Regions from separate parts of the Homo sapiens genome. Here all the other regions are linked to region 2. Evidence: read pairs that join two places in POLR2A ChIA-PET (ENCODE). Cell type or tissue: K562. All regions are shown on one strand. Each heading gives the region's core, and the rest is flanking DNA. Links, peaks and the distances in the headings are about the cores only. Region 1 overlaps LGR4 (leucine rich repeat containing G protein-coupled receptor 4). Region 2 holds the start of LOC105376601 (a long non-coding RNA gene). Region 3 overlaps LGR4 (leucine rich repeat containing G protein-coupled receptor 4).

Evidence for each region. ChIA-PET counts read pairs that join two places held together with the same protein. Peaks named below come from ENCODE experiments on the same cell type or tissue, not always from the same donor. Only the 100,000 strongest peaks of a DNase experiment are listed, where the experiment ranks them.
Region 1: POLR2A ChIA-PET joins it to region 2 with 5 read pairs; 3 of 35 experiments call an interaction of 5 or more read pairs at or near these places.
Region 3: POLR2A ChIA-PET joins it to region 2 with 6 read pairs; 4 of 35 experiments call an interaction of 5 or more read pairs at or near these places.

The regions. Positions count from the first base shown.
Region 1 is chr11:27,418,479-27,423,478 of GRCh38, reverse strand. The region is part of intron 1 of LGR4 (leucine rich repeat containing G protein-coupled receptor 4); the gene reads left to right. Among named protein-coding and RNA genes, the nearest start is that of LGR4-AS1, 51 kb to the left of the region's middle. In K562, for the core only: no CTCF peak of the experiment used is centred there; DNase peaks (open chromatin) are centred at 2,628 and 3,088.
Region 2 is chr11:27,290,358-27,301,202 of GRCh38, reverse strand. It overlaps LOC105376601 (a long non-coding RNA gene), which reads left to right and starts at 3,213. Exons shown (of 2, transcript XR_931142.3): 1 at 3,213-5,195; 2 at 6,634-10,360. In K562, for the core only: a CTCF peak has its summit at 4,603 (motif pointing right); a DNase peak (open chromatin) is centred at 4,612.
Region 3 is chr11:27,435,004-27,440,003 of GRCh38, reverse strand. The region is part of intron 1 of LGR4 (leucine rich repeat containing G protein-coupled receptor 4); the gene reads left to right. Among named protein-coding and RNA genes, the nearest start is that of LGR4-AS1, 34 kb to the left of the region's middle. In K562, for the core only: no CTCF peak of the experiment used is centred there; no DNase peak of the experiment used is centred there.

The DNA of each region.
Region 1 (5,000 bases), core at 1-5,000, 120 kb before region 2:
AGAGCAGAGGGGAGAAGGAGAGAGAGTGTGTGTGGGGTATGTGTTTGGGAGGGGAGTCTGCACGCCTCATCGCCTGAGGCGAAGTGATTGCTCCACAAGCCTGCATTATGGGGATGGTGAAATCCCAGGAAGCTTGCCTTTGGGTTCAGGCTCTGACGGTTGGCAGCTGGTCTTCAGGGTATATGGATTGCCTCATCATTTAGAATTCTCCTCTTGCCTCAACATAATGAGGTCAGTGCCTTAGTGTCTTAGAAACTGGAGCTGTTCTTGCCTAGGTCACTTATTGGATGTACAAACAGTGCTTATTGGAAGGCCCCTTTCAGACTGGGGGCATTAGGAGGGATTTACTGGAGTGTAGGTTTTTTGTGTTTTTTTCCCTTTGTTTTGTTTTTTTAATCTTAAAATCAATATGTTATCTAGGGATGGTTTTATCAGGTTATGTATAAACATTTTATGCACAGTAAGTGAAAAAAATGTCACGATGTTAATGTATACTTCTAAAAACTCAATAGAACCCAGGAGTAGCAGAGTGAAAATACAGCTAACTCAGTTTATCACCAGTTCTATAGAAACAGTTGAAAATAGAAGTGTAAGAAATTCTTGTAAATACCCCATGGGATCTCAGTGGCATTCTCTCATACTGTTACTGTCAGTTTTAGGGGGCCCATGTCACTAAAATATTAAAGATTAGGGTATGGACAAAGAAAAGGGAAACTTTAAAGGTTTTTAAAATCACTGGGCCAAGCTTGTGGTACTAGGAAGGCAGCTGTAATTTTGATTCAGTTTAAATGGAGGAATAAGAAATATTTGACTTGAGTAGGCAATTCCTTGAACTCATGGTTTTGAGTCTGTTTCATGGACAATATATTCGAACTTGAGGCTAAATCAGGGCATTCAGAGTTTGCAGTCAGGAAGAGAGAAGCAGGTACATGCTGAAACATTTTCCTGAATTGATACTTACCTTTACAACATTTGATGCATTCTGGCATTTTTCTGTTCTATTCTTTCCTCTTTCAATTTTTTAAAAAAGTTGGCTATGACCCATTGAAATGATTTCACAATCTATTAATTGGTTGTGAGCTGAAGTTTAAAAAATACGCGTCTAAACAGAAGTTTTCGTGGGCGTGCATGTTTGAAGGCAAGGACGGTGAAGTAATGTTTTCCTATCAGTCGCGTTAATAAGTGTAGCCATAATAAAACATAACCCATTTAGTTAATTAGAATATTTACCATAGTAAATGCTGTTGGATTGTTTTCTTTATGAATAGTGCATTTTGTCTGCTAGGATGAAGTAATTGAGTGTTTCCAATTTGCCCAGACGATAATCTTTATAATACTTCTTGTTGATGTTAAATGGACTATTGAAATAGTATTTTGTCTGTGTGTTTTGGCTGGTAATAAACACTGTTTTGTCATCGTAGGGTTACCAGAACAGCTGTTGACACCCAGAGATGCCTGGGAACACCAGTTAGGTAGGAAGAAAACAAGGAATATTATAGTTTTAACCCTTATCTATTCCCTGTGTTGCCAGATGGTAGGGTTCTTGATCAAATTAGAGACAGGAAAGTAATTTTTTTTGTCTTTGGCATTTATTTTTCTTTGCCATTTAATAGACATTACTCCAGAATTAGAGCATTTTATATTTTTCTCTTTAGAACATATCCCACACTTGTGAAAACTAGCCTGTTTAAAAAGACCAAAAGAAAAACAAACAAATAAACAAAACCAAAAGAAGCTGAACTTGTTTTAAAGCTAGAAAATATTGAATTAGTCTAACTAGTTTTATTTATTTTCTTTCTTTCTTTGTAGGTGGGCACCATCTAATAGTTTTATTTTTTAGTTACCCTTTTAAGAATTTGTAATTTAAGCCACACATACCTTTTGTTGTGTTGTGATATTTACACACCAGTGTTTTATCCTCACTCTTTTCTACCTTCTAGTGTTAGCTTCCCCTTGAAGAACACACCCTTAAATGTCTCCTAGGCTGTATTGCTTCATCAAGAGTGTAAACAATTACAGCATAAAATGGTACCTTTGGAAATGAAGTCATGCGTCTTTCTTAATTGCTGAACTCTTGTAATTCTGAAGGGGGTCTATTTTAGCCTGTACTTACTCCCATACTTGCTAACACAAGCAAATGGGCCTACACATACAGCTAGGAAAAGCATGAATCTAAGGGTTTCTTAGGGTTCCATAATTATGCATGGAATGTGCAGGAGCAGGAATGTCAAAGTAGGAGTAATCATGATAGATTTAGAAAGGGCCTTAGAGGTTAGTTGGTACAAAATATTTTACAGTGAAGGAAGCTGGAATTAAGCAGGTCTGGGTTTCTTCTTCCTAGCTTCCCCTCCCTTCGTCCCATTGTAATATATGGCTGTCAGGATGACGTTTCTACAGCAAATTTGATGTGCATAAACTTTGCTGGCAGCTTTCCACACTTTTAGAATAAAGTTCTGATTTCTAAAGGTCACATATGAAGGCCTTTTGGGATGTAGTTTTTGCTTGTCTTGGTAGCTTTTCTCACCACTTGTACACATACTGCCTATAATGATCAAATTCCTTGGTGGTCTTATCTTTTTGGACCATACTGCTTGTAATTCTCTAATTCCTTGATGGTTTTATCTCTTTGACCACTCTGGTTTTATCTCATTTGACCATGCTTTCACACATGATATTCTTTCTGACAAGAAGGCGCCCTCCACCTTCCCCCAAGACACACATTATCTAGTTCAGAGGCTTTCAACAAATTTTTTCTTTTAGTATGAACCCAGTGTGGATTGCAATTACATTATGACCATATACATATATAGGTGTGTGTGTATGAATGTACATGTGTGTATGTATATTATACGTAATATATATTTTATATAAAAATCTAAATAATTGTTATGAACATACTTATTTTTATATGTGATATACTTAACTTTGATATTAGTAATATCTGCCCTTTGTACCTGTGCACAACAGCTTTGGTGTTGGAAGCCTTTTTTGAGCTCCAGGTCTGATTCGATCATCTTCACTTGCTGAGTCACACGTCATAGTATTTACTTGTTTTGTTCCTCTCACTGCCTCAGACAGCTCTTGAGGGTAGAGACTGTGTCTCACTTGTCCTAGCACACAGGCACAGACCTAATAGGTGCTCAGTAAAGAGATAATGAAGAAACTGGACCCAGTGTTCTGCTACAAATTGATAGCCAAAATCGCAAAGACAGAAAAGAGCCCCATATTTCTCGATTCTCAAGACAGAGCTATGCATCAGAATTTTTCATTTAGAGTAGGACTTGGAGAATGGCTAGACATAGGATGAATTATTTTTTTTCTGAGGGGGAAATGTGAGAAGACACTATCATATATACTCTTAGTTATAAAAGAAAAAACCCACAAAATACAGGTATTGAGACTTAATTACATACAGCCAAATTCACACTTTTTAATATACAATTGTTTTGAAAAACTACAATTGTGTAACTGCTATCAAAATCAAGATATAGATCATTTCTATCACCACATAAATTTTTTTAATGCCTCTTCGTAGCCAGCCTTTTCTCCACCCCCCAACTGTTGCCACCACTGATCAATTTTCTGTGTCTATAGGTTCACCTTTTCCAGAATGCTGTATAAATGGAATCGTGCAATATGTAGCCTGTTGCATCTAGCCTCTTTTACTTAGCATAAGGTGTTTGAAATCATCCATATTGTTGCTTGTATCAGTAGTCTGCTCCTTTTTGTGCTGGATAACATTCCATTGTATAGACATACCAAAATTTCTTTATCCATTCACTAATTTAGGTTGTTTCCAGTTTGGGGATATATATACACATATATATGTGTATATATATAATTATATATATTATTATATATTATATTTATATATAATACATATATATTAAAACATATAATTATGTATATATAATTTATGTCTAGGATTGCTGGGTCATATAGTCATAAGTATATGTTTAATTTTATAAGAAATTACCAAACTGTTTTCCAAAGTGGTTGTACCATCTTGCTTGTTGCCAACAGCATATGAGAGTTCCAGTTGTTCCACATCTTTATCAGTACTTGGTATTGTCAGCTGCTATTTAAAAAAAATTTAGCCATTCTAAAAGTTGTATCATGTCTCATTGTGGTCTGATTTGCATTTCCTTCGTAACTACTATGAACATCTTTTCATGTGCTTATTTGCCATTTGTGTATCTTATTTGGTGAAGTATCTGTTCAAATCTTAAAAGCCCATTTTAAAATCAGACTTTTCTTATTATTGATTATAAGAGTTCTTTCTACATTGTAATATAAATTCTTTATATGTTTTGCAAATATTTCTTCCCAATCTTTTTTGTGTTGTTTCATTTTCTTAACAATGACAGCACAGCTTTGAAAGTCTTTGAAGGGAATATCCTAAAAGGTACTAAAGTAGAGGTTTTACCAGCCTGGGCAACACAGTGAAACCTGGTCTCTACAAATAATAATAAAATAATTAGCCAAGTAAGGTGGTGCTTGCCTGTAGTCCCAGCCACTTGGGAAGCTGAGGTGGGAGAATTGCTTGAGCCTGGGCAGTTGAGGCTGCAGTGAGCCATGATTGTGCCACTGCATTCTAGCCTGGGGCAACAAAGTGAGACTCCAGTCTCAAAAAAAAAAAAAAAAAAGATTTCAATCCACGAAAGTAGATGATCATAAAATGAATTAAACATTTTTCTGATAGAAACAAGTTTTTTTAAATTCATTTCTAAGATTTGAAGGTGACATTTTCTCTAGCCTTTCCAAGTTGTTAAGAAAGATTATACTTAGGGTGTTGAAGTACCTTAAATAGATAATGACTTTACAAGTTGATAACTTGTCTCTGCCATAATTAATGTTTATTTTTAAGTGTCAATATGGGTGTTGTGGCATCTGTCCTCTTAAGGATTCCAAGGCTGTAGAGAAGCATGTTTTGGATTCCTCTTGCTGGGAAGTACTCAGCCTTGGTACCTGAAAAAAACAGAAGATGTCAGACAGCATGG
Region 2 (10,845 bases), core at 2,354-7,353:
GAAACTAACACTATACACACCCACATGGATAAACCTCTGGAGCATAATATTGAGAAAAAGAAATGAGTCAGAGTATAATCAGTATGATTCAATTTACATAAAATTTAAAACTAAGCAAAACTAAATGATACACTGCTTAAGTCTACATACACAGGTAGTAAAACTATAAAGAATGGCTAGTTTACACTTGGGTGAGAGGGAGAGAGATACAACAAGGAGGTGCACAAAGTGTGTTTGAAGGTATCAGTAGCGCTCTATTAACCTGAGTGATGGTTATACGGGTGCTTGTATTTTCTTTTTTATTTAATTTAATTTATTTTTTTGAGACGGAGTCTTGCTCTGTCGCCCAGGCTGGATTGCAGTGGTGCGATCTCCGCTCACTGCAAGCTCCGCCTCCCGGGTTCACGCCATTCTCCTGCCTCAGCCTCCCGAGTAGCTGGAACTGCAGGAGCCCGCCATGACGCCCGGCTAATTTTTTGTATTTTTTAGTAGAGACGGGGTTTCACCGTGTTAGCCAGGATGGTCTCGATCTCCTGACCTCGTTATCTGCCTGCCTCGGCCTCCCAAAGTGCTGGGATTACAGGTGTGAGCCACTGCCCCCGGCCTGTATTTTCATTATTATTTAATTTAAACAAATATGTTTATATTCTTTTCTATGCATAACATTTCACAATTCAAAATAATTAAGATAACGACAAGCAAGAGAGAAGTTATTTGATGGAGTAAGATCCTTAAGGCAGTCCACTGGGATAAGCTTCAGAACACAAGCAAGTGGACATTTCTTGAACAGAAAGAAGGGCAACTTCTCTTCTGAGAGCAGAGCAAGTAGATCCAAGGATGGGAACCAGATGAAGTAATGCTTTCAGGTCTCTGTATGGAGTAGGAAACTATGGCGAGAAGCAAGTTGGGGGAATTCAAGTCTGACGGACTGCCTTTTTCAAGAAGGTGGCGTGGTCTGCTGAGAATGAAGGGATAGGTTTGGATAGGAGGCACGAGGTGGGTAGTGGGGGCTTTAAAGAGTATTTCACCACGCCTGTAATTCCAGCACTTTGGGAGGCCAAGGCGGGGGGATCACGAGGTCAGGAGATCGAGACCATCCTGGCTAACACGGTGAAACCCCGTCGCTACTAAAAATACAAAAAAAAATTAGCCGGTTGTGGTGGCGGGCGCCTGTAGTCCCAGCTACTGGGGAGGCTGAGGCAGGAGGATAGCGTGAACCCGGGAGACAGAGCTTGCAGTGAGCGGAGATCAGGCCACTGCACTCCAGCCTGGGCGACAGAGCAAGACTCCGTCCCAAAAAAAAAAGAGTATTTCACAAAGTGGATCAGGTAATGCCATGGATAATACTTGGAGGTGATTTTCATGGCTACATAGGTGTTTTTAAACTTTTAACAGTTATGAGATTATTTTAATGCTTTTTTTTTTTTTTTTTTTTTTTTTTTTTGAGATGGAGTCTCGCTCTGTCGCCCAGGCTGGAGTGCAGTGGCGCAATCTCGGCTCACTGCAAGCTCCGCCTCCTGGGTTCACACCATTCTCCTGCCTCAGCCTCCCAAGTAGCTGGGACTACAGGCGTCCGCCATCACGCCCGGCTAATTTTTTGTATTTTTAGTAGAGACGGGGTTTCACCATGGTCTCGATCTCCTGACCTCGTGATCCGCCCGCCTCGGCCTCCCAAAGTGCTGGGATTACAGGCGTGAGCCACCGCGCCCGGCCCCGCATTTTTTCATTTTAATAGTTTTTTGTTTAATGTGTATTCATGAAAAATGGCATGTCAAATCTCATATTTCATGGATATTACAGTACTTACAAAGCAAAAGTGATGTTAAAAGTTGAGTTAAAGAAAGCTTTTCAGTAAATATTAGCTCAGGTGCTACTTTAATATGGCAAAAATCTTGAAGGTAGAACTCAAACACCTAAAATTTGGGAAATTTTGATTTAAATAAGATAATCAATGATTGTGAAAAGAGGAGCACTATGGGTGAAAAGTCTAGTGAGCGGTGGTTAGGACCCAACTGCACCTAAAATCCCAGCTTTGTAGTGGTTTAGCCCTTAATTTTTAATTTAGAAGCCTCTGTGCCTTCATGACAGTGTTGCCAGTAACTGCTAAACAAAATTGGATGTGTCAGAATCAAAATAAAAAATTGAATTTGCAATCAAGATAAGCAAAATAAACTGGAGAATGAGAGGTATAGTTCGTTCTTGAACTCAGCACCTCCCGCTCCTGTTGTTGGATTTACTGCCATATGGGGAAAAATATATATAATCATGATAGTATCATAGCACAGTCATAAAGGTATGAACTCTGCTATGGAAACAAGCAGGAGTTGCCAACCAGGGGAGCTGGAAAAGACATTTTTGAGGTGACATTGTAGTAGGTGGGCAGAGTCTATGAAAAACTCAGGAAAGTTGTATGATAGAAGCTCAGACACATGCAAAGGCATGATGAGTAGGCAGTACATAAGAAGATCCAAAAAAAACCTTCCTAATTCAGAGGAACACTTAGGGGTCTGCCTTGATATTGAAATGTTCTTCTAGTCATTAGAATCTTGCATTTTTACTCACATTTTAAAATATCCCTTTTAAACTGTGACACCATTTCTGGGAGGTTTAAGGTAGGAAGCTGTTGTTATTGCTTAGGTTGGTTTGTCACCCAATCTAGACTGCAGGAGAGGATCACGGGGTAAAGAACAGAACTTTTCATAAGAGTGGCCCAGTATCCAGAGCCTGAGGTTGTCTATATGTAGAGTTCTAGATAACCCTACATACAGATAGATACAGATAGATAACAAGCCCAGATAACCAGAGGCCATTGATTAGGGGGAAATGAGTGGGTTCCCAGAGGGGCTGACTCAATGAGGACCATTCACATATTCATTCATTAAATATTTGTTGAGTGTGCACTAGTGTCGAGGGTGGTGTTTGGTGTCCAGAATTTGAATGAACAATATAAACATGCTCCCTACCCTCGTGGAGCTTACCTGGAAGAGACTCATGTTAATTAGTGAATTAGTCACTGTTCATTCACGCTTTTCCAAAGCCATTAGAAATGCCAGGATGTACCTAATGTAAATGACGAGTTAATGGGTGCAGCACACCAACATGACACATGTATACATATGCAACAAACCTGCACGTTGTGCACATGTACCCTAGAACTTAAAGTATAATAAAAATATATATATATAAAATTAAACAATTAAAAAAAAAAGAAATGCCAGGATGAAAAGAGCTAAGAATTTAGTCAGTGCTGGGTTTTGTTGACTGAAAAAAGCTCTTCCTATATTCACTGTGTTGCTTGTTTAGGCTCTTCACAGAGCTAGCCAGTGAGACTGTGGTGTGCTCCTACATTTGAAAAAAATGCTTCCAAATTGCTACTTTCCTAGAAACGTCTCAATTTGCTACTAATCCTAGACATGCCTGTGGGAATGCTAGAATGCCTTCCTTGATTGCAATATCCACAGACTTTTTCTTAAATGTTAGTGAATATACACTGATTTATTCATTCTTTGAAAATACTCTGAATAATGGGCTGAAAAGATAACTGGATAAGCATGGAAAACACCATAATTAAGGGAAAGAGTAAGAGCTACAAAGTTAAACTTCCTTGGGTTCTTGACATCTCAAGATTGTAACCAGTAGTTATTGATGGGTTCTTAACTTGGGGTCCTTGGAGTCATGGAGGATCAGTGGACGCCCTTCAATGTGGTCCACAAATTTCCTGATATTGTATGGAAACATTTGTAAGTATGGGTTCATAACTCTCATCTGATTTCTAATGGGATCCCTTGAAAATCAAGAATCACTTCCATAAATTCCCTGAAAGTGATTTCATGAAGGTAGAAAGGATAGTAGCATTTATGACAGTATTCATGGATAATCACTATGGTGTGAATATTTATCCCCTCCAAAACTCATGTTGAACTTTGATCCCTGATGTGGCAATATTGAGAAGTAGGGTCATTAAAAGGTGATTGGATCATGAAAACTCTGCCCTTGTGAATGGATTAATCCATTCGTAGATTAATGAATTAGTGGGTTAATGGGTTATCACGGGAGTGGGACTGGTGGCTTTATAAGAAGAGGAATAGAGACTGGAGCTAGCCTTCTCAGCCCTCCCTGTCATGTGATGCCCTGTGCCACCCTGGGACTCTGCAGAGAGTCCCCACCAGCAAGAAGGCTCTCACCAGATATGGCCCCTCAACCTTGGAGTTCTTAGCCTTCATAACTGTAAGAAATAAGTTATTTTTCTTTATAAATTACCCAGTTTCAGTTATTCTGTTATAAGCCACATAAAACGGACTATGACCATGACTTTATGTAATTGCCATAGAATATGAGGCAGTGCAACAGAGCAATAGGGCCTAGGAGTCAGCAGACCTGATCTCTAGCTCTGGTTTCCTAGTTACCAGCCATGTGACCTTGCATAAGTGTCGGTCCCATTTCAGCCTCAGTTTGCCTACCTTTTAAATGGAGGAAACCATACTTCATGTGGCCTTATTTTAAATGATCAGATGTGTGTGAAAATGCTATTGAAACTTCAAGGCGTTATCTAAAAGCAAGAGATGTTTACTCTCATACCTGTAGTTGGTGTATGTTCTTGGTCACTAGAGGGAGCCTTAGCATTCAGGGGAAGAATAAGCTAGTGATACTTATTCTTGAAAGCTTGAGGCCTCTATGAGAAGTAATTCTTTAAAAAACTTGCGCTTTATAAATATCCACTTCGATTTTTTAGAAAATTCAGAGAAAGGTCTATAAAAGCAAATATGACCACAGTTCCTTGTGACATAGATTTTCCCACCCATTAACCCACAGGATTCTTCCTTTTAACTTTCTCTATGATAAATTTAGCTTGTTGAAAATCCTAATATTTATGTAGAATTAATTTAACAGCAAGAAAAAGAAAGTAGAAAACACAATTTTCCAGAAGGCCATAGGAAGAAAGTACTTTTCCATTAGCAAAAACAATCCATTGTAAATTCCATGGCACATGGTAATGCTGTTAGAGGATTTTTGTATCCAGGCAGGACAGGGGAAGTACATTGTCTAACTTTGGCTTTCGATGTCCTATTGGGACCTTCTGAAGTTCTTAACTGGTGTGTTTTCCTCCTGCTAGTGCTAGAGTGGGAGGAATCTTACTCATTTGAAAAGAGCTTGACTGTTACATCAGAGGACCCCAGGATGGTCTGAAGGAGGAGGTATGAGAGAATGAAACATACTGGACTTAGGCTGGGTGTGGTGGCTCACACCTGTAATCCCAACAATTTGGGAGTCTGAGGTAGATGGATTACTTTAGGTCAGGAGTTTGAGACCAGCCTGGCCAACATGGTGAAACCTTGTCTCTACTAAAAATACCAAAAATTAGCTGGTCATGGTGGTGTGCACATGTATTCCCAGCTACTTGGGAGGCTGAGGTGGGAGAATTGCTTGAACCTGGGAGGTGGAGGTTACAGTGAGCTGAGATCGCATCACGGCACTCCAGCCTAGGTGACAGGGTGAGACTCCATCTTTTTTTTAAAAAAGATACTGAACTTGTACTTCAGGGAATCAGAATTTCACTGACTCGTTGTGTATTTTGGAGACAATATTTGTCCCCCTTTGGGGCCTCAGTTTTTCTCTCTGATTCTGACCAATACTATCCCATGTACTCCACATGTATACACTCATGGTCTGATGGGCATTCCTTATCAAGTATGGGACATTAGGTGATTAGACTCAGGCCCCAGATCGTGAAAGGCAGTGTTTTGCAGGAGCACAAAGCCCCTAGATTTATCTAATTTTCAACCCAAATGTATCTGGAGAAGGTGGAGTCTTGATATTTCTCTTTATGGCCCTTCAGATTGTGTTTTCATTCTGCAGTATAACAAATGCCTTCAAAAAACAGTGAACTTCATTTTTTCACATACATTTGCAGGAAGCAATGTAAAAACTTAATTGCTAATGTTTGTTAGCAAAACTGGCCAATGAAATGGTCAAGCACTGATCTGCCAAGTTTCCTTGATTCTAAGATATACTCCCACAAACCCTCCCCTCCTTAATTTAACTTTTTTTAAAAACAGGGACATGTCTGTGTCTCATTTAAAGAAGCATTGACTACCCCTCCTGAAGAGCTATTATTAAATCTATGGTATTTCCTACAGTGAATGGCCTTTTTGAATTCAGCAAGTATTTTTGGAAATACTTTATATTTGTTTTGTGTATTTATCATACGTGGAGGTGCAATAAGCTCTTCTTTACTACCATTCAAGCTCGAGCTTGCGTTGCAGCTATTAGTGTCTCCAAAGTCATCCCAGCAGGAAGGGATTTCTCTCTGTTGACAAAGGCAGGAGACTGAAGGTTATAAAGGATGAATGAAGCCTAGCTAGGCTTGTTCATTGCAGTTTATGAGAAACAGCTGCCTTTCTTTGTCAAGGCGCTTGTTTAAGGCTTTCCTCTCCTTTCCCCTGAAGTGTAATAACTACCTGAGACTAATCAGCTGACTTGGGTCAGAACAAGCCAGAGGCTCTGCTAGCCCAGTTAAAGCATGCCTGCACCATGTTAGCAATAGGAAATTTTCTAGAACAAGGCAAATGGATTGATCAATGATTCCATTCATGATTATAGTCCAAGTAATTTTCTCCTTTTTTTGTTTTTCAGAGGCTGTTTCTTCTTAAAGCTTTCAAGTGGTGTATAAGTCCCTTTATGCTGCTATAAAGGAATACCCAAGACTGGGTAACTTACAAAGAAAAGAGATTTATTTGGCTCATTGTTCTGCTGGCTATACATGAAGCATAATGCCAGCATTTGCTCTGGTGAGGGCCTCAAGAAGCTTATAATCATGGAAGAAGGAGATGGAGAGCCAGCATGTCACATGGAAGCGTGAGAGGAAGCAAGAGAGAGGGGGGAGGAGGTGCTAGGTTGTTTTAAACAACCAGTTCTCTTGTGAACTCAGAGAAAACTCACTCATTACTGTGAGGACAGCAGCGGCAAGTCATTCATGAGGCATCCACCCCCATGACTCAAACACCTCCCACTAGGCCCACCTCCAACACCGGAGGCCACATTTCAACATGTGATTTGGAGGGGACAAGCATCCAATCCATATCAGGTGGGGAAGGTCAGGAGGTGGACAACAGAATCATTGTTGCCCAGTTTAGGACTTCTCAAATTTTAGTGTACATGGAAATCACTGGAGTTCTCATTAAAATGCAAATTCTGATTCCATAGGTCTGGGAGTGAAGTCAGTGGGTAGAAGAGCTGATTCAGCATTGCCAAGGCATTCCCAGGTGATCCAGTATGGCTGGTCTTTGGACCACACTGAGTAGCAAGGCCTTAAATAATTTGTATGTCTTGTGTTTCCTGTTTCAAGCTGATGCACGATGTTAGTAGGATGAGGAATACATTTTATAAGCTATCCCCCTATCTGTCAGAAATGAAGAATGAATAAGTAATGATTGCAAAGCATATGAAAAATCATGAGGTCACACATTCTGTCTTCTGAATTAACACTTCAAGCAGATCTGGTTTTTCTCATGAGATTGCAAAGCAACTGTTTATTTGAGCATCCTCTCCCCTCCCCTCCCCCTCCGCCTCCCCTCCCCTCCCCCTCTGCCTCCTCTCCCCTCTCCCTCCGCCTCCCCTCCCTTCCCTCTCTGCCTCCCCCACCTCCTCCCCTCCCCTCTTTTCTTTTCTCTTTTCTTTTCTTTTTTTCTTTCTTTTCATCTTAGTCTGTTGCCCAGGCTAGCTCGCTCACTACAGCCTCCACCTCCTGGGTTCAAGCGATTCTCATGCCTCAGCCTCCCGAGTAGCTGGGACTACAGGTGTATGCCACCACACCCGGCTAATTTTTGTATTTTTAGTAGAGACAGGTTTTTACCATGTTGGCCATGCTGGTCTCAAACTCCTGACCTTAAGTAAGCCGCCTGCCTCAGCCTCCCAAAGTGCTGGGATTACAGGCATGAGCCACCATGCTCAGCCTATTTGAGGTTATTTTTCATTGGTGGGCATCACGTTCTATACCACATTTATGCAGGAACACAGTAGGACAGCATGAGACTCAGTCTACCAATTCCTCTGGCTCTAAATCATCTGTTTTCTTCTTCTTTCTCTTACTACCAGGAAGTAATCCAATTATTGCTTATGCAAAGGGATGAGAAATTTCAGGTTTTTCTTGAATATTCTCTGGAGAGCTGCATTTTGGAATTGTTATAGTGAGTTTTTAGACCATTAATTTGGCTCATTTTATGTTGCTTTGGAGCTGCTGTTATTTTTACAATTTGTCTTATCTTGGTGAAACTGTAAGTTCATTGTAGTTGGAGGTCATGCCTCTATCTTTATAGGACTGGAAGATTGGAAGTGAACTTTACACTCATCAAGTCCCGTTTCCTCTTTAATATTTGAATTTCTACAAGCCAGCCTCTGCTTGAAATACAGTTGGTGATGGGGATCTTACTACTTTATATTCTAACCTTTGAACGGCTCTAAGTATGAGAAAGCTTTTCTATTATTGAATTTAGAGTGGTCTCCCTGTGGCTTTTGTCCACTAGCCCAGTTTTATTGACTGAGGGCAATTCTTTTGTCTTGAGTGGGGTGTGGACACTTAATGCATATTGTTGGATAATGACTTGTTCAGGCCTAGGTCGTGGGGTTCTCTGTGCCTTTGGCAATTCCTCATGCAGCAGAGTAGCCTTTAACTTCCGAGCTGTGGAATAAACCTGGGGCAAGGTCCAAAGCTGCACTGCCAGAAATTGCCTGAGCCAGGGTGAAGTAAAATAGTCACTCCTCATACGGACTTTATCTTGCTTGATTACAGGGGTTTACCATTTCCTGCATTTCCTTCTTACACCCATCCTGACTTAAGCCTTAAATCAAATGCAGGATGAAAATTCGTGATTACTCATGAATTTTCACTCAACAAGATCATTCAATAGGAATCTTTAAAATGGTGTCAATTTACAAAATATTTTTTTCTTTAGTCCTTACCTAATGCAAAATTTTAAAACTGGCAAAGTTGGACTTTGGTCCTTCTTTCCTATCCCTCTTCCGGAACCTTTCCACCCTTCCTGTTTTATGCTCCATGGGTGATCTGATCTCCAGGGATTCTCCCTTGCAGTATCATCTATGCCTTAGACCATACATTTCCTCTTTCCTCTTCAAAACTTACCTGTTTCCACTGTCTTATTCTTTCAGCAACTGGCTTTATGCAATGGGAACTTGGTTGCTAATGGGTTTTTCTCCCCTTAACAAATCCTTCATAATGTGTAAGATAGCTCTTGCTTTATCTGTCTACCTCAGTGTCATAATCTCTTAATCTTGTCAAACACGTGTTTCCAGATGGCCCTTATGGAATGGCTTTATAGTGAGGAAGGATAGGTATCATGATAAGGTCATGGATGAGAAAATGTTTTGGTCTGTGTGTCCCTCAGTACAAGTTCACATCATGCATTTCCCTCATTACATCATACTAGTCTCTATAAACAACAAAACAGCTCTTATTACATGGGATTATTAATTACAGCTACTTGCTATGTTCCAGGTACTGTGTCCAGGGCTTAATCGATTTCTCATTTAATGTTCACAACAATCCTGCCATGTAGGAAGAATTATTCTCATTTTACAGCAAACTGAAGTTCAGAGAGCATAAGGGAAATGGTTGTGCTTTAGTCAGGGGTAGGCTGAGGTGGCATAGCATGACTCAGCGGGTTTGGAGTGCAGGTGCACAACTCTGCACATTATGGAACCACGCCACATGAGGCGCATTAGGTGATCACCCACATGAGTTCCTGCTTGGCTCAGAGCCACTATTGTCTGTAAAAGGTATAACTACCCTGCTGTTGCTGTACATACAGCTTGCGCCCAGGCTCACTCATGCCCAGAGAGAGAGTAAAGCCATGTCAAAACTGTTTATGCTTCCTCGAGTGTTTTTCCAGCTACCTGCCACTTGCCCACCAACTCCCCTCGGACCTCAGTTAGAACCTAACAGAGAGGTTAGGTAATTTGCTTATCATCACATAGCTACTACATTGCAGAGACAGGGTTCAAACCAAGTTCTGTCTGACTGAAGCCCATGTGGCCTTCTTTTCTCTGATCACCCGAAGAACAGAAATCTAGGATTAGTGAGATTCCTTAGACAAGCCCTGCTTTGTCCACTTGCAATGTAACCTTCCTACTTCATCTAAGTGTGAAAAAACTACCACCTTCTTCTTCCCTGTTCTCTCAGCTTTCATCTCTCCCAGTTTTCTATGCTGAGAAAGGCTTTTTCTGGCTTCTACATGCACAAGAATAACAAATATCTGTTATTGAATTATAAGAATTTATTATGGAATGGGAGGGGGAATACTAAAAAATCCCATCTGGGGCCAATTAAAAAGAACTGTGTTCCCAAGTGTACGTGGTTTTTCTTTTTTCAGGAGAAGAACAGCTTCATCAACTCTTTGGTGCAGGAAGCATGGCATGGCTTCAGGGGAGCTGGGTGACTGAGATATCTCTGTACTATTTCTCAGAAGGCAAGATGGGTTCATCACCTTTAAATGACCAAGGCTCTACAGTGTCAGCCTTGGACCGAAGCATTTGTATCTGTGCCTAGATTTGTCACATTTTTTTAAAGGGCATCCCCATGAAAGTTTTTTGGAGGGACGGAGGGAATAAAAAGATGCCAAAATGCTGCTTTCAGGATAAACACATCAGTTTGCAAAAATTCATAGAGTTTCCCAGGGTGGCCACCCACAGAGGAGGCAACATCTGGTGGCCATGCTGTCACAACAGGGAGAGCAGTGCTTGGGCACAGGACAAAACAAAACATTCCTTATAACTGGATGGAATACATGTAGTTAGACTGGAGCCACGAGGCAACAGACCTCTGCAGGTCCA
Region 3 (5,000 bases), core at 1-5,000, 140 kb before region 2:
AACCTGAGAGGCGGAGGTTGCAGTGAGCTGAGATCGTGCCACTGCACTCCTGCCTGAGCAACAGAGCGAGACTCCGTCTCAAAAAAAAAAAAAAAAAAAAAAGAGAAATCCTACCTCAAGGAAAACCAGAGAGTGACAATTCATATTTAAAAAATCACTCCCTAGGGTGTCTTTAAGAGTGTCCCAGTTTTTAAAGTATTCGCTCACTACCTGCTTCATAAAATGGCCAGGGTACAGGGAGGGAAGTGGAGCAGAGAGAGGTAGACAAAAGAAAACTTCTGCTATTGAGAGCATTGCCGAGTAAAAATGCACCCAAGGGAATGTTAAATGACATAGTTTCTGTGGAAAACTGTGGTGGTTCCTCAAAAAATTAAAAATAGAGTTGCCATATGGCCCAGCAATTTCACTCCTGGGTATATGTATTCCCCGCAAATTGAAAGCAGGATTTTAAAAGAAATATTTGCACACCTGTGCTCATAGCAGCATTATTCACAATAGCCAAAATGTAGAAGCACCCCACATGTCCATTGATGGGTAATTGGATAAACAAAATATGGCATATACACACATACAATAGAATATTATTTAGCCTTAAAAAGGAAGGAAATCCATCCTGACACATGCTACAAAATGGATGAACTTTGAAGACATGCTAAGTGAAATAAGCCAGTCACAAAAGGAGAAACACTGTATAATTCCATTCATATAGGTACTTAGAGTAGTCAAAATTCATAGAGACAGAAAGTAGCATGGTGGATGCCAAGGGCTAGGGGGAGTGGGGAATAGGGAGTTACTGATTAATGGGTAGAGTTTCAGTTTTGCAAGATGAAAAAAGTTCTATGTGGATGGATGGTAGTGATGGATGCTACTGAACTGTACATTTAAAATGGTAAATCTCCATTTACCATCACGACATCTCCATTATGAAAATGTCAATATTCTTATACATCAGGGTTTTTTAACCTTGGCATTGACATTTTGTGCTGGATAATTCTTGTTGTAGGGGCCGGTATTAGCCTGGGTTTTCCAAAGAAATAGGACCAGTAGAATATATATAGGATATATGTATATATGTTTACTGAGATTGATTAAAAGGAATTGGCTCAGGTGGTTATTGGAGGTATAGTTCCAGTCCACGACTGAAGGCCTGGGACCCGGGAGAGCTGATGGGGTAAGTTTCAGTTAGAGTCTGAAGGCCTGAGAGCCAAGAGAGTCAATGGTGTAAGTTCTAGTTCGAGCATGAGTCAGAAGGCCAAAGTCTCAGCTCAAAGACAGTTAGGCAGAGAGAGCAAATTCTCCTTTACTTCACCTTTTAATTGTTTTCTAACCTTCAACAGATTGGATGAGGCCCACCCATATTAAGGAGTGCAATCTGGTTTACTCAGTTTACTGATTACAATGATCATCTCATCCAGAAACACCCTTATATATATACCAAGAATAACGTTTAACCAAATATGTGGGAACTCCATGGCTTAGTAAGTTGACACATAAAATTAACCATCATAGGGTCTGTCTTAGGCATTGTAGGAGGCTTAACACCATCCCTGGCCCCTACTCACTAGATACCAGTAACCTCCCAGCTTCTGCCTGCCAAGTGGTGGCAACCAAAAATATCCTCAGACATTGCCAACTGTCTCCAATGCCAGATCACCCCTGGTTGAGAACTATTGCTATACATTTTTCAGAAGAGTATAAATGTCTTAGGTAAGGAAAATAGATGTTCATTCTAGACTTGCATTTGTTTTGCCATCTCTTGCAATTTTTAGATAATGATGTTTTTATGTAATACATACTAGTTATCAGTTTGTATTGGGAGAAATGTGGAAAATGCACAGACCAAGATTTGGGTCTTGATTCTGGTTGTGTGGCTTTGAATAAAGAAATGGCCTTTGATTTACTCATCAGTACAAGTTCCAAAGGTGGGGGTGAGAATGACTTGAACTAGGTCATCTCTATGGTTTCTATGTCTTTTTTTTCCTGGGGCGGGTGGAGAGTCTTGCTGTGTTGCTCAGGCTGGAGTGCACTGGAGCGATCATAGCTCACTGCAATCTTAACCTCGCAAGCTCAAGTTGTCCTTCCATCTCAGCCACCTCACCCCTGTCCTGAGTATCTGGGACTACAGGGCACGCCACCCCTCCTGGCTGTATTTTTTAATCTTTTTTGTAGAGACAGAATCTCACTATGTTACCCAGGCTGATCTCAGACTCCTGGGCTCAGGAGGTCCTCCTGCCTGTACCTCCCAAAGTGCTGGAATTATAAGCTTGAGCCATTGTGCCTAGCTTTATGATTTCTTTTAGCATAAACACACACACACACACACACACACACACACACACACACTAGTCCTTTAAAAGAGATTCAAGTAAAAATCCATAAAGACTTTAAAAATAGGACCACCTTCTTTTCATGCCTAGCATTACAAGGATTGGAAGGACGGATCTAGTCCCTGTTCTTGCAGGAAATACCTGACCAGGTGACATGCAATAAAAATAGTCACTCCTTCTCAATTTTAACTCACTATTTATTTATAAAGCATTTGATAAAAAATGCATTTTATGGAGGTACGTTGGTTTTAATGATTGCTTCTAGGTAGCACTTTGAAACTTTTCTCAACACTAGAAAATAGTAGCATGTCTTTGGTCTGTTCAATACACATGGATAATTATAATTTCTTTTCAAAACAGCAATTTATAAAAAAAAAAATTGGCCAAAACAGTAGGGTTCCTTGGCTATTTTTAGGGAAGAAATTACTAAGATGCAAAATAAGTTTTAAAATATAAACAAGTGTGTGTATATTTGGACTAACTTACATGTTTACATTGGTTGTCCTGAGTCAGCCACATAAGTGGCAGTTTGCATTCTGGGCCAAGCTTTTTAGCCTGCTGGCCCCCAAATTTAAGACCCATCCCAACTTTTTTGGCTCATGTTTCTATCTAAATATTGGGTGGAAACAGCAGAAGAACCAAAGTAAAATGGAAGGGGGGATTTTTTGAAATTAAAACTAGTTAGTAACCAAACAGACAGATATATGCCAGATTTTTTAGTGCCATTCCCACCCCCTCAAATCCCTCCATCTCCCTTCAACACCCCCTCCTATCCCCGCAATGCAGTGCAAAGACTGGTATAGCTAAGGGCCTATCTATCAAACAGATTCAAGATTTGCAAGCGTAAGACATGTAGGGTTAGAGTTACCTGCAGCTGTGTGATAGGTACGTAATAACATATGAACAAACGATATTAACACCTGTGGTGAGTGAGTGGTCCAATAGCTATTTTTATTGCCATGTTGTAAACTATAATGACAAAAATTGTAGGGCTTATAGAAAATATCTTTACTGCTATCATGATTTATTTTCCTGGGATTTTGTTCTTTTTCCTCTCCATATACATGATAAAAAAATATGGTGAAAACACTATTACATATATATTGTTAGTTATATAAGTGTTGTCTTCACTTTTCACCAAGCCAAGTGAAACATCCATCCTTATAATTTATCCATCCAGGATAAATTTCCTGGATAAATAAGTAGTTTTAGAATATTTCTTAAAATCATTCATTAGTGCCTGACAGTTTCTTTCCTTCCTTCCTCCCCTCCCCTCCCCTCCCCTCCCATCCTCTCTCTCTCTCTTTCTTTCTTTCTTTCTTTCTTTCTCTCTCTCTCTCTGTCTTTTATTTCTTTCTTTCTTTGCATTATGGTGTAGTGATTCGGGAGACAGGATTTTGAAGATTGTCTGGGTATTCAGATCCTGGCTTGACATCATTTCGAGGTGACTTTAAGAAGTTCCATTTGGCCAGGAGCAGTGGCTCACACCTGTAATCCCAGCACTTTGGGAGGCCAAGGTGGGTGGATCACGAGGTCAGGAGATCGAGACCATCCTGGCTAACACGGTGAAACCCCATCTCTACTAAAAATACAAAAAATTAGCCGGGCGTGGTAGTGGGCGCCTGTACTCCCAGCAACTCAGGAGGCTGAGGCAGGAGAATGGCAAAAACCCAGGAGGCGGAGCTTGCAGTGAGCCCCAGATCGCGCCACTGCACTCCAGCCTGGGTGACAGAGCGAGACTCCGTCTCAAAAAAAAAAAAAGAAGTTCCATTTCCAGTTCTGTAAAATGAGAATAGCGATAGAACCTACCTCTTAGGATTATTGTGAGGTTAAGATATGTGAACCATTTGCCTCCAGCCTGGCACTAGATGCATTCAAAGTAGTTGATGAGCTGGGCACAGTTGCTTATACCTGTAATCACAGCACTTTGGGAGGCTGAGGTGGGAGGATCACTTGAGGTCAGGAGTTCAAGACCAGCCTGGCTAACATGATGAAACCCCATCTCTACTAAAAATACAAAAATTAGCTGGGTGTGGTGGCAGGCATCTGTAATCCCAGCTACTTGGGAGGCTGAGGCAGGAGAATAGCTTGAACCCAGGAGGCGGAGGTTGCAGTGAACCGAGATTGCACCACTGCACTCCAGCCTGGGCAACAGAGTGAGACTTCATCTCAAAAAAAAAAAAAGTAGCTGATGAACAGAACAGAAGAGGCACTTGGTCAAATAAGTGTTATCTAGAAAGGATAATACCATCATTAGAATTTGATCATTTAAGAGACTCTGTCTAGTAGCATTGTTATCTCTGAGTTTTTGTTGTTGTTGTTGTTGTTTGTTTGTTTGTTTTTTGAGACAGAGTCTCACTCTGTTGCCCAGGCTGGAGTATAGTGGTGTAATCTCAGCTCACTGCAGCCTCTGCTTCCTGGGTTCAAGCTATTCTCCTTCCTCAGCCTCCCAAGCAACTGGGATTACAGGCGTGCGTCACCATGCCCAGCTAATTTGTATTTTTAGTAGACATGGGTTTTCACCATATTGGCCAGGCTGGTCTCGAACGCCTGATCTCAAGTGATCTCCCGACTTGGCCTCCCAAAGTGCTAGGATTACAGCCATGAGCCTCTGCACCTGGCCAAGTTTTATCTATAAGTAGCTCGTCAGGAAGGTCATCTGGTGTAGTGTTG